Linked DNA regions of Homo sapiens: region 1 is linked to region 2. The links are chromatin loops, found by intact Hi-C in ENCODE. Cell type or tissue: heart left ventricle. All regions are shown on one strand. Region 1 overlaps SIL1 (SIL1 nucleotide exchange factor). Region 2 overlaps SIL1 (SIL1 nucleotide exchange factor).

Evidence for each region. A loop is a pair of places that touch in the nucleus more often than their neighbours do. Peaks named below come from ENCODE experiments on the same cell type or tissue, not always from the same donor. Only the 100,000 strongest peaks of a DNase experiment are listed, where the experiment ranks them.
Region 1: a loop joins it to region 2, with 2.4 times the contacts of the local background. A loop is called at or near these places in 1 of 110 quality-filtered maps.

The regions. Positions count from the first base shown.
Region 1 is chr5:139,130,270-139,135,269 of GRCh38, reverse strand. All of the region lies in intron 1 of SIL1 (SIL1 nucleotide exchange factor), which reads left to right. Among named protein-coding and RNA genes, the nearest start is that of SIL1, 66 kb to the left of the region's middle. In heart left ventricle, no CTCF peak of the experiment used is centred here; no DNase peak of the experiment used is centred here; H3K4me3 peaks cover 932 bases; H3K27ac peaks cover 3,053 bases.
Region 2 is chr5:139,019,449-139,024,448 of GRCh38, reverse strand. SIL1 (SIL1 nucleotide exchange factor) reads left to right here. Exons shown (of 10, transcript NM_022464.5): 7 at 3,157-3,278. Among named protein-coding and RNA genes, the nearest start is that of LRRTM2, 150 kb to the right of the region's middle. In heart left ventricle, no CTCF peak of the experiment used is centred here; no DNase peak of the experiment used is centred here.

The sequences.
Region 1 (5,000 bases), 110 kb before region 2:
GAGATATTATCCCCATTGTACAAATGGCCACTGGCTCAGGGATGTTCCAGTCCAGCCACCTTGCCAGCTGGGGGCTGGACTAGTTAGAAGCCACATTTGTTTTGCTGTTCAAAGACTTTCCATTTAATTGCTGTCTGCCTCTTGACTTTCTGTTTAGTATTGTCTCAGGCGGGAAAAGCTTGTTTGCCTGACTATTACAAACTTGTTTTTCTTGTCCTTCAAATTATTCTTTAAAATTCCATTTCTTTTCTTAAGCCTTTGCACGTTGTTCTCCCTTGTCAGGGGCGTCCTTTCAGTGTCCTCTTTGCGTTGTTTCTCCAGCTTCATATTTGTCTGCTTAAATTAGGTAGTGCACTTCTGTTTGTGTAGAGGTGAGTGACTGTATGTGTGCATATGAGTTTGTGCAGCCCATAAATAGTAATGAATGTGTGTCTGTGGAAGAGCTCATCCTCTAACCTTCAGTTTGTAAAGCAGGTGATTGTCTTACAGCTGTTCCTGCAGCTGGCAGTTCTGCATGTTGGTGGCTTGGCTCTCTGGATGCCAATATGCTAGGAAAAGCACTGAGTGGGCTGGGTCTGCCTTGGGGCTCAGCAGAAAACTGCCTCGGGTTTCTCCATTTTCAGCCAGGAGGGTCATCCTTTAACATTTATTTCCTTTACCTCCTGGGAGTAGCTACCCAACAAAAGGCTTTGGTCCTCATTTGAGGCATGGGTCAGCTGGACAGTGTGTGGATCTAACAGGGAGCAGGAGCTTTGGAGAGTAGTTGCCTGGCCTGGCTCTGATGGGCTGCGGGTCCAGGGCAGCAGTCATCATTTCCATTCCAATGATGGAGTGGGCCGGGCACCGAGGCTCAGGACTGTAATCCCAACACTTTGGGAGGCTGACATGGGTGGATCAGTTGAGCCCAGGAGTTCGAGACCAGCCTGGGCAACATGGTGAAACCCCATCTCTACAAAAATAATAAATTTTAAAAAGCCAGGTATGGTGGCACACCATATCTGCTACTCGGTAGTAGTCCCAGCTACTCAGGAGGCTGAGATGGGAGGATTGCTTGAGCTTGGGAAGCAGAGGTTGCAGTGAGCTGAGATTGTGTCATTGCACTCCAGCCTGGGTGACAGAGTGAGGCCCTGTCTCAGAAAACAAACAAAACAACTAATAAAAAAATGGAGTGATGATTAGATGCTAGGTGCTGTACCCAGTACTTCCTATTCATTGCTTTATTTAATCCTCGCTACCAACCTTTGAAGTAGAAATTCTTAATGTACCTATTTTATAGGTGAAGAAACTGAGGCCTAGTGAAGTTGTGTCCAAGATCACATAGCTAGGAAGTGGCAGAGCCAAGAATTGGCCTTAGGTCTGTCTGACTTCAAGTCCATGTGTTATACTACCCAGTGTTTTTGTTTCTTTTGTCTCTTTGCTTCAGTTTCTTCCTTATAAAATGGAAGTAGGAATTCTTGCCCTTTCACTTTTCCCAGGAGATTCAGGAAAACAAATACATGAACATACAGTGTAGGTTAATAACATGAGCATTTTATAAGATGGAATTCCAAGGGCTCCATGGCAGGCTACTGAGTTGGCTTTGCTTGTCCAGGACACTTAGAACCTTTTCCAGTTCTTTCTGTGCTCTGGTCCTGAAACTCAGCTACTGCCCATGGGTCCTGCCAGGTGTGTCAGAAGCTGCCAGAGACCCAGCAATACTGCTCCCTCTCCCTTTATTGGCTTCTTGCCATCCTCATCCCATTCTTTTGTTTTCCATTCTGGAGAAAAGACATTAAGAAGAGACGTCTTGTTTACACAGGGCCCAATCCCCACCCCCAGTCTTGTCTGAATTGTGTGGAAGACATGAGGCACTGAGAGAGGTGGGGGCCGAGTGGCCTCCTCCCACCTGCTCCCCAAACATCTGCTCTGGGCTGCAGTAAGCTGGCAATACAGATTGGTGAGTGCATCCAACCTCTATTTAAGCAGAGGTACAGCCTACAAATGGACACTTTTGATAGAAAAATGGGCATCTCAAGTACCTTATTGTCTCTTCTGTCCCAAAGCCCAAGGATACTTAAGGAAAGAGTTACCGGTGAGACACTGAAATAGTTTCCCCTTTCCTGGACAGAGTGATGGTATTTTATGTCAGAAGAGGGCCATAAATGTAAAGATGTAGGTCTGTCCTCCATTGAAAGCCAAGGATGATGAGAAGGATTTTTTTTTTTTTGCAGGGTATGCAGGGGCCATTGATCAGGTGAACCCAGAGTTTATGGGTGGCAAGTGGTTTGGGAATGGCACTATCATCAGGCCAGGTGTGCCAAACTGTGCCTCAATGGGATGCCATGACTTTGGCTTTACTTATGCCAGGGACCGCAGCTGGCTTTTGCCACTGCTGCTGCCTCTGTCCCTGCTTGTGATGGTGGGCCATCCTGGCAAAGCATAGCTGTGTGCCACTTCCCTTTCCCCCTTTCCCTTCTCCCTCAGCTTTAGCATAAAGCCCAGGGCAAACTATGCCTGCCACTTCTTGAGTAAGGACCAAGACCAGGTGACGTGGCTGCAGGCCAGGCCTTAAAAGGACGGAGAACACTGTTTTCCGTGCCTGCATGCTGTAGTTTGTACTTGCTCTTGCTCTCTGGATGCCCCTGTGAAGCCTGAGAAACTATCTCACACCTTTCTCCCAGCCTCACCTAGGTCTCTCCTCAGTCCTCTCAATCTCCCCATCCCTCTCCCACTGCCCACCTCAGCTCCATGTTCTTGTCCTCTCTTTCTCTCTCTCATTCTCTCTCCCTGTTTTGTGGAAAAATATATAGAGGCAATAACTGGGTCAGCTGTGCAGTCCATGTGGAATTATTGAGGGAAGATGAAGGATCCACTTGTGAATCCACCTCTCATCCTTAGTATTGGCAGAAAATGTTTCTGACAGTGTTAGCGTGTGTGCAGGAGACAGAGATGGCTGGGAGCCCTGTGGGAGCTACCATTTCTCTCACCCTCCACTCCTCTTCCCACTCCAAGGAGTGGGGGAAGCTGCTGTGTGTGCATCAGCTGCCCCTGACCTCTTCTTCCTCAGTCCCTTCTGGGCCTCCCCCTTCTGCTCATTTGTCTTCTTTGCCCTTGACTATTTCCTTCTCATTTAGCTCTTCCTCCTCTTCTTTTTCCCCAGCACCAGTTTCGTTGTTGATCCCTAGCTGTAAGAAGGAAGCTCATAACTGTGTGTCTGTATGTGTGTGTCTGTGTGTGTGTGTGTATACACATGAGTATCTCATGGAAGGGGAGGGATATCTGTGGCTTTGGGTTAATCTTTGTTTTGTTGTATGTTGTCCTGATAATGCTGTGAGTCCCCCACTTCTATTCTTTATTCTTTTTCTCCCCACAGCCAAGGCTGCAGCGTTAACAGAAGTATAGAGCAGTATAGGCAGCTCTAGGGTTGTGCCCTCTCAGGAACCATCTCCCTAGGCCTCCCTAGCCTTCTCCCTCCTGTTGTGGTGACGCCTTGCCCTTGTTCATCCTCACCCAGCCTGGCCCCTCTCCTGCTCACACCCAGGGATGGCCAGTCACCTATCCAGAGCCTGGTGTGGTGCTGTGAACTCAATCCCTGTCTTTCAGTGTGATTGGTGCCCCAGGGAGCCAGGTTGCTGGGGGAAGCTCTCGTGGCACTCAGCCGTTCCATTTTGTCGGCAAAAAAAGAGGGGGGGAGCTGGCAGAAAGCTAAGGCTTTTGCTGCTGGGTGAGTGTAGCAGCTATTTTTAGTACCCGAGCCTTTGCTTTTCCATTTGGCTGTGCTTTTTTGCACAGTGGCGGTCCAGCAGGGCTGTTTTCCTTCATGGCTGCAGATGTCCTTAGGGAAAGTTTCTTCCGACCCCTGAGAAGATGTGGGCAGGGCAGAGGGGTAATGACTTCTGAGAGTGGGTTCAGGCACGCTTTGGGTCCCACTGCAATCATGCCACAGGTCCAATTTGTTAAGGTGAAGCAGGGAGGAATGTGGCAGGAGTGGGATAGAGAAAAAGTAAACACCGCATTCTTCAGAGGTGCTGCCCTGTAATTAACTCACTTAAGCCTCAATTGAGTAAACTGCCTAATGAGGTATACTGGGGCTGAGGGATAAATATTAAAACCTCTTATAAGGGTCTGGGCTAATACTGACACATCCTGAATTTTCATAAGGTTTTCTTGTTTGTTTTGCTTGTTTTATTTTGTTTTTCTTTCCTAGATCATTTGCTAATTTGGATTAAGTTTTCTTGACGTCTATCCTAGTTTACTAGAATATTTTCACTATTCCAAATAGAAACTCTTTACCTATTAAGGAGTAACTCTCCATTTCCCCTTTTCCTTAACCCGGTAACTGCTTTTCTACTTTCTATCTAAATGAATTTGTCTGTTCTAAATATTTCATATAATTAGAATCATACAATATCTGAGCTTTTGTGTCTGACTTATTTCACTTGGGATAATGTTTTCAAGCTTCCATGTTGCAGCATGTATCAGAATTTCATTCCTTTTATGGCTGAATAATATTCCATTGTATGTATATACCACATTTTGAAAATCCATCTTTTGATGGCACTTGGATTGTTTCCACCTTTTGGGTATCGTGAATAATGCTGCAATGAACATTGATGTACATATATCTGTTTGAGTCCCTGTTTTCAATTCTTTGGGGGATATGCCTAGGAGTGGAATTGCCGGGACATATGTTAATTCTATATTTAGCTTTCTGAGGAGCCACCAAGCTATTCCCAAGTGGCTGCACTGTTTTATATCTACACCAGCAATGTACGAGGGTTCCAGTTAATCCACATCTTCACCAACACTTGTTATTTTACTTAAAAAAAAAATTACAGCCATCATTGTGGGTGTGAAGTGGTGTATCATTGTGGTTTTGATTTGCATTTCCCTCATGGTTAATGATGTTGAGAACCTTTTCGTGTCCCTATTGGCCATTTGTATATCTTCTTTGGAGAAATGTTTATTCAAGTCCTTTGCCCATTTTAATTTTTTTTATTTTTTTTAGTGGCAGAATCTCA
Region 2 (5,000 bases):
GGAATTATGGGGCAGCCTCTTCATCTTCTTTCTCTGCTCATAACTCTTTCTCAGGCCTCAAATAGCAGGACTCTGATCCTCTTAGAGAAAAAAAATGAACCTCGGTTCTCTTTCCCCTTTCCAGTCTTACTCTCCAGGGTAAAAACCAAGAACTCCAACAGCTTTTCCATTAGAGATATTTAAAGGATTAAGGATATAAGGGGTTATTTGCCAACTCAGTCCTCCTTTGATGTTGACAGCTTCTATTTTTTCTCATCTTAACATATTTGGATGAATCTTTAGGTATCAGGTCACCATGGGCTCTTGCACATGAAACACCAAAATGACTGGAGAGCTTATCATACCTGGAAGGGTGTGAGTCCACAGGAGGCTTGGGCTAGCATTGCCCCAACAAAGTTCTTTGTTTTCCCTTGTAGGCTCTTTGTCACTTGGCAGTGTCTTCCCTAAGGTGACATCCCCATTCTGCTTTCACAGGCCACCTCACCAGACCCATCCTGAGGTCATCCCAAAATCAGTCCCTGGCAGAAGCCAAATTTGTCTGTTGGCAGAGAAATGTTCTGGATCATTGGTGTTTTGACTGGAAGGGCTGGTGCATCAGGCTGCCATGCAGCAATGTTAAGCTGTGATTTCACTGGGGGATTAAGTAAGACACAACTCGGCCCGAGTCCCAGTTGTGATGGGGGCTTGGGGTGATGTAGTACTAGTTTTAAGGAAGATGGCACTTTCCTAGCCAGGAACTTCCCCAGTCCTTTCTCATTCCAGACTCACTGAATGGTGGTTTGAGGAGCTGTAGGCTCCAAGGACCCAAACCAGGTCTGCCAGGCTTCCTCACAGCCATATTTGAATTATTAAACAGGATATGTGAAAAGCAAAACCTTGTGTGTGGAAACAGATGGTGAGTTATTTATGAGGAGCGGCCTCCGTCCGCCCCATCTACCTCGGGCAGTACATTTGCCTTCTCCCACGTGTCTCCTCAGCTGTGTGCCACCATTTTTCCCCTTCGCTGTTTCCCATTCTCTCATTGTCTTATCAGTGCCCTGCTTCTTTCCTTTCCTCCAGGGTGTTGGCATAGTTCCCTCCTGCACTCCCTCCTCCTCTTCCTCTCTGCCTGTCCCACCCCACCCCGAAGGCAGCCTGAGAACAGTTTTGGCCCCAGACCGAGATGGGGAGCTGTGGACCTGGGCTATGGTCATGGTTTCTCCTGTATGTCACCAGGGGGGGGCCCAGCTTTTGATGTGCACTGGGCAGAATGAATCGTTTCTTCCTCACTGTTAGTGAAGTAAACCATGAGAAAACATCCCAAAAAGGCTGAAGTGCTTATATAAATGTCTGCATTTCTATCATGCTGAATTATCATTGTAGTAATAGTAGATAAACTGACTCTAGAACAGAAGGTCCATGATTCTGGGCTGTGTTGCTTTGGAGCTGACCGAGTGGCAGCTGCTCTGCTAGGAACTCATACCAGCTTTATAAGTGGCCATTCCAGGCGTGGTATGACAGGATTCTGAGCCATAGTTTTGTATCCAGAAAACCCAGAGGAAGGACAACCAAAGAATAGGTAGTGAATTCTTACATTGTAAAATTAGAGCATGTAGGGAAGGAAGGAAGGTGCTTATGTCAGCAAAGCACCCAACCCTGAGTCTCCCTAGTTAGCTGGGCTGTGGCTCAACCAGTTATTCCTCTTCATAAGAACAGTTTGGGGCAGAAAAATGTCCATGGCCTGGGGCCACATGGCAGAGCAGACTTCATGCTTACTTCACAACCTGGTTTAGCCATTACTTCATGTCTGCGGTACCAGAGGCCCATTCATTTTGTTGGCACAGATACCCCAGATTGCCTTTTTATTCACACTGGAGCTTTATTTCAGGAACATTCTTTTCTGATCAAATTCATACTCATTAATGCAACAGTTATTCATTGAACACCTAACCATATGCTCAGCACCATCCTAGTCCCTGGAGCTACAAGCGTGGACAGACAGACAAAACCCCTGCTGTCATGGAGATTCCATCCAAATGTGTATGAATATGATTTTTCAAGTGGCAACAACAGGCTAGGCCACCACAAAACACTAGCACAGTCAAATACCAATCCTCACACTTGATTTCTCTGTCAGAGTCCTCTCCTAGTTCAGAGAGGCAAGGATGCAGTTGGGAAGGGGCCCTGTGGAATCTGGAGGAGAAAGATGGGTAGCAGCCACAGTTGTTGGGCTTCAGCTTCCTGAGTTTTCCTCATGATTGATAGCGTGGGATTAGCATATGGGCAAGATGCAGCCTTTGTGGCAACAAAGATATATTCGAGGGAGACTGTAGCGGGTACATGTAGAAAACAGGATCCAGTGACCTTTCTGAGGAAAGCGAGTTGTCTTGTTCCAGGGTACTAATAAACTGTGGGTAATGAGATCCGCTATAGAGTAAAAGAGAGAATCCGGACTTGGGGATTTGGAGCTTAAATGATAGCCTAGACCAATGCTGTTGAATAGAACTTTATGTAATGATAGAAATGTTCTGCACTGTCTGATACATAGCCACTAGCCAGTAGCACAGGCTTAGACAGAAACCTTTGGGAGAGCGATTTTCTTGCATATTTTATCATGAATGTCTTCAGATGCAGTCAACCTGAGATGCAAGAGAAAGGTACTATTGTTATTCCCCCCTCCCCAGCACTCTTACGGCAACCCCCCTCCCAATAACAGGGCTCCTTTTATAGTCCCTAGCTTCTAATTTAAAATCAGCTTTAAAAATCTGCCTCCACTGTCCCCATTGGGATTGGACATCAGCAGGAAGCATGGCACCATTTAGTGGTGCTGATGACGCCAGATTCTTTGTGTTAACAGCTTGTACATTAGGAGCAAGCTTTGTGACTCATTATGATATTAGAATTTTCCAGGACATGTTTGGCATAAGCAATAGCTAGGTGTCATTTCTGCTGATTCCCACGCAGGTGCTCATCAATCGTGTTAGATGAATTAGGAGTTCTCAAATTTAAGAGTATTAAAAAATTGGTTTTTACAAACCTTTTCTTAGTCAAAAAGGCCATTATTGATTTTTCCATGGCTTTTTAATTTGTTTTTGGGTAGTCACCAAAAGAAAGGCTCTAAGAACAGCTTTCCTGTCCCTGATGGCTATGCTGTACTAAGCAGTGGCTCTGTTGCAGATGGACAATGCGCAGGACCTGCTTTCCTTTGGTGGTCTTCAAGTGGTGATCAATGGGCTGAACAGCACAGAGCCCCTCGTGAAGGAGTATGCTGCGTTTGTGCTGGGCGCTGCCTTTTCCAGGTGAGCAGTATAATGGACGTCCCAATGGCCAGAATTGCTTGGCCTGATCTGCTTGGAAGAAGGGTACACTTGAATGTGCCTGTTGCTACTGACATTTCAGTGTCATCTCAATGAAACTAGAGTAAAATTTGATTCTGCCCTTATTCCAAGTAGATAGGAATTTTTACCCATGTTGTCACCATCTGTGACTCTCTGTTCCCCCATCTTATGTGTATGGACATTTAATAACACATCTTAGGTCACATTCTCTGTTTTATTCAAAGCTTGTAAAAAGTTAGACCAACTATAAATAGTAGAGAGGGAGGGGAATAAACAAGAGTAGGTCTTTTGGCAGTAAAGCTACATCTAGTGACGAATAAATGATGAGCCTGACCAAGGGGGTGCTTTCAGGGAGGAATGTGTCTTGCCCTAGTTGTCTGGAACCAATGTACATGCCGTCAGATTATCGCCCTCTCTAGGTTGGAAATTGTTGAGAATTTCAGTTAGTCTGGCTTGTGATGGAAGACTGATAAGGCAAGAGGAGTGGGGAGGTAGCATCTCGAAAGAGTAGATGCCAAAAGATATGTAGGCACCACATCATTCTACACCACCTGCAAAGGTCAAGATATCTGCATGCTGCAATTGGTCCATTGGAGCTATTGTTCCTCCCATTTTTGAAAATCTGCTCTTAGGACCATTTGTGCCTTTAAAACAGGAACAAATATTCTGATTCTTGCTGCAAGGGCATGGGTGGAGGCTATTAGATGCTTAGATGCAGGTCACGATGTTACAGGAGAAAAGCTATTCTGAACATATTTACCATTATAGGCTTTGTTTCGAGAAGATTTCCTTTGTGCTTTATCTGTGCTTGTTTTTTAAATCAGAATCTCAGTCTGATGCTCTCTCACTCTGAAAGGCATTCAGCATATTTTCTTAGTAAGTTGAAGGGCAGAGCTGGGAAAGCTGGAGGAGTTGTTCCATGAGGAGAGGCACTGCCGGCCTTTGTTTCCGTTATCACCACTCTGCCTGGATCTTCAAGCCCTGGCTCCCTGTGTTGGTGGTGTTGACAGTCAAGGCTCTGGCCTCAAGGGCAACTCCACCTCCCTTGGTCTCACCTCCCAGAACCAAAGTCTCCCAGGAAGCCCAGGGAAATCTCCTCCTGTGCAGCCACTGGAAAGATGGAAAATCTGCATGTTTGACGTTAGTATCTGCGGTTTCAGTCATGAGGAAGTCCAGGAAATCCAGGGTCTTAGCCTTATAAGGCTTTAGAGGCTTGAGAACTTACTAAAGCTCACTTTTTACTTCTCAGGCCAGAAAAGAACTAAATCCAACATTATTAACCTCTCTCCAGACCCTTTTTGGAAATCTTTGCCTTACTCCCGAGTACTTTTATTCTACCTTTAATATGAACAAATTATCCTATACGTCCCTTGCCGTTGCTTCTGGAAATACATTACTTGGGGGAAACTGTGTAGCATTTTCATGTCACATCCTAGTTAAAGGGGACTAATTAAGTGACTTGAGAAACATGCGTTGGGCCTGCTTTGCAGACCCGTAACTCACCCAGGGGCTGTGCCAATGTGTGGTGTTATTAAGACTTTTCTGTGATTGTATTAGCTTAAGACCATGTTAACATTTATGCAGCATCAACTAAAATTTAAATAGAGATAAATATAAAATATTGCAATTTAGTGTTTTGGTGGCAAGCAAACTGCTGTATTCAAAATGTTCTAGCTAGGTTTT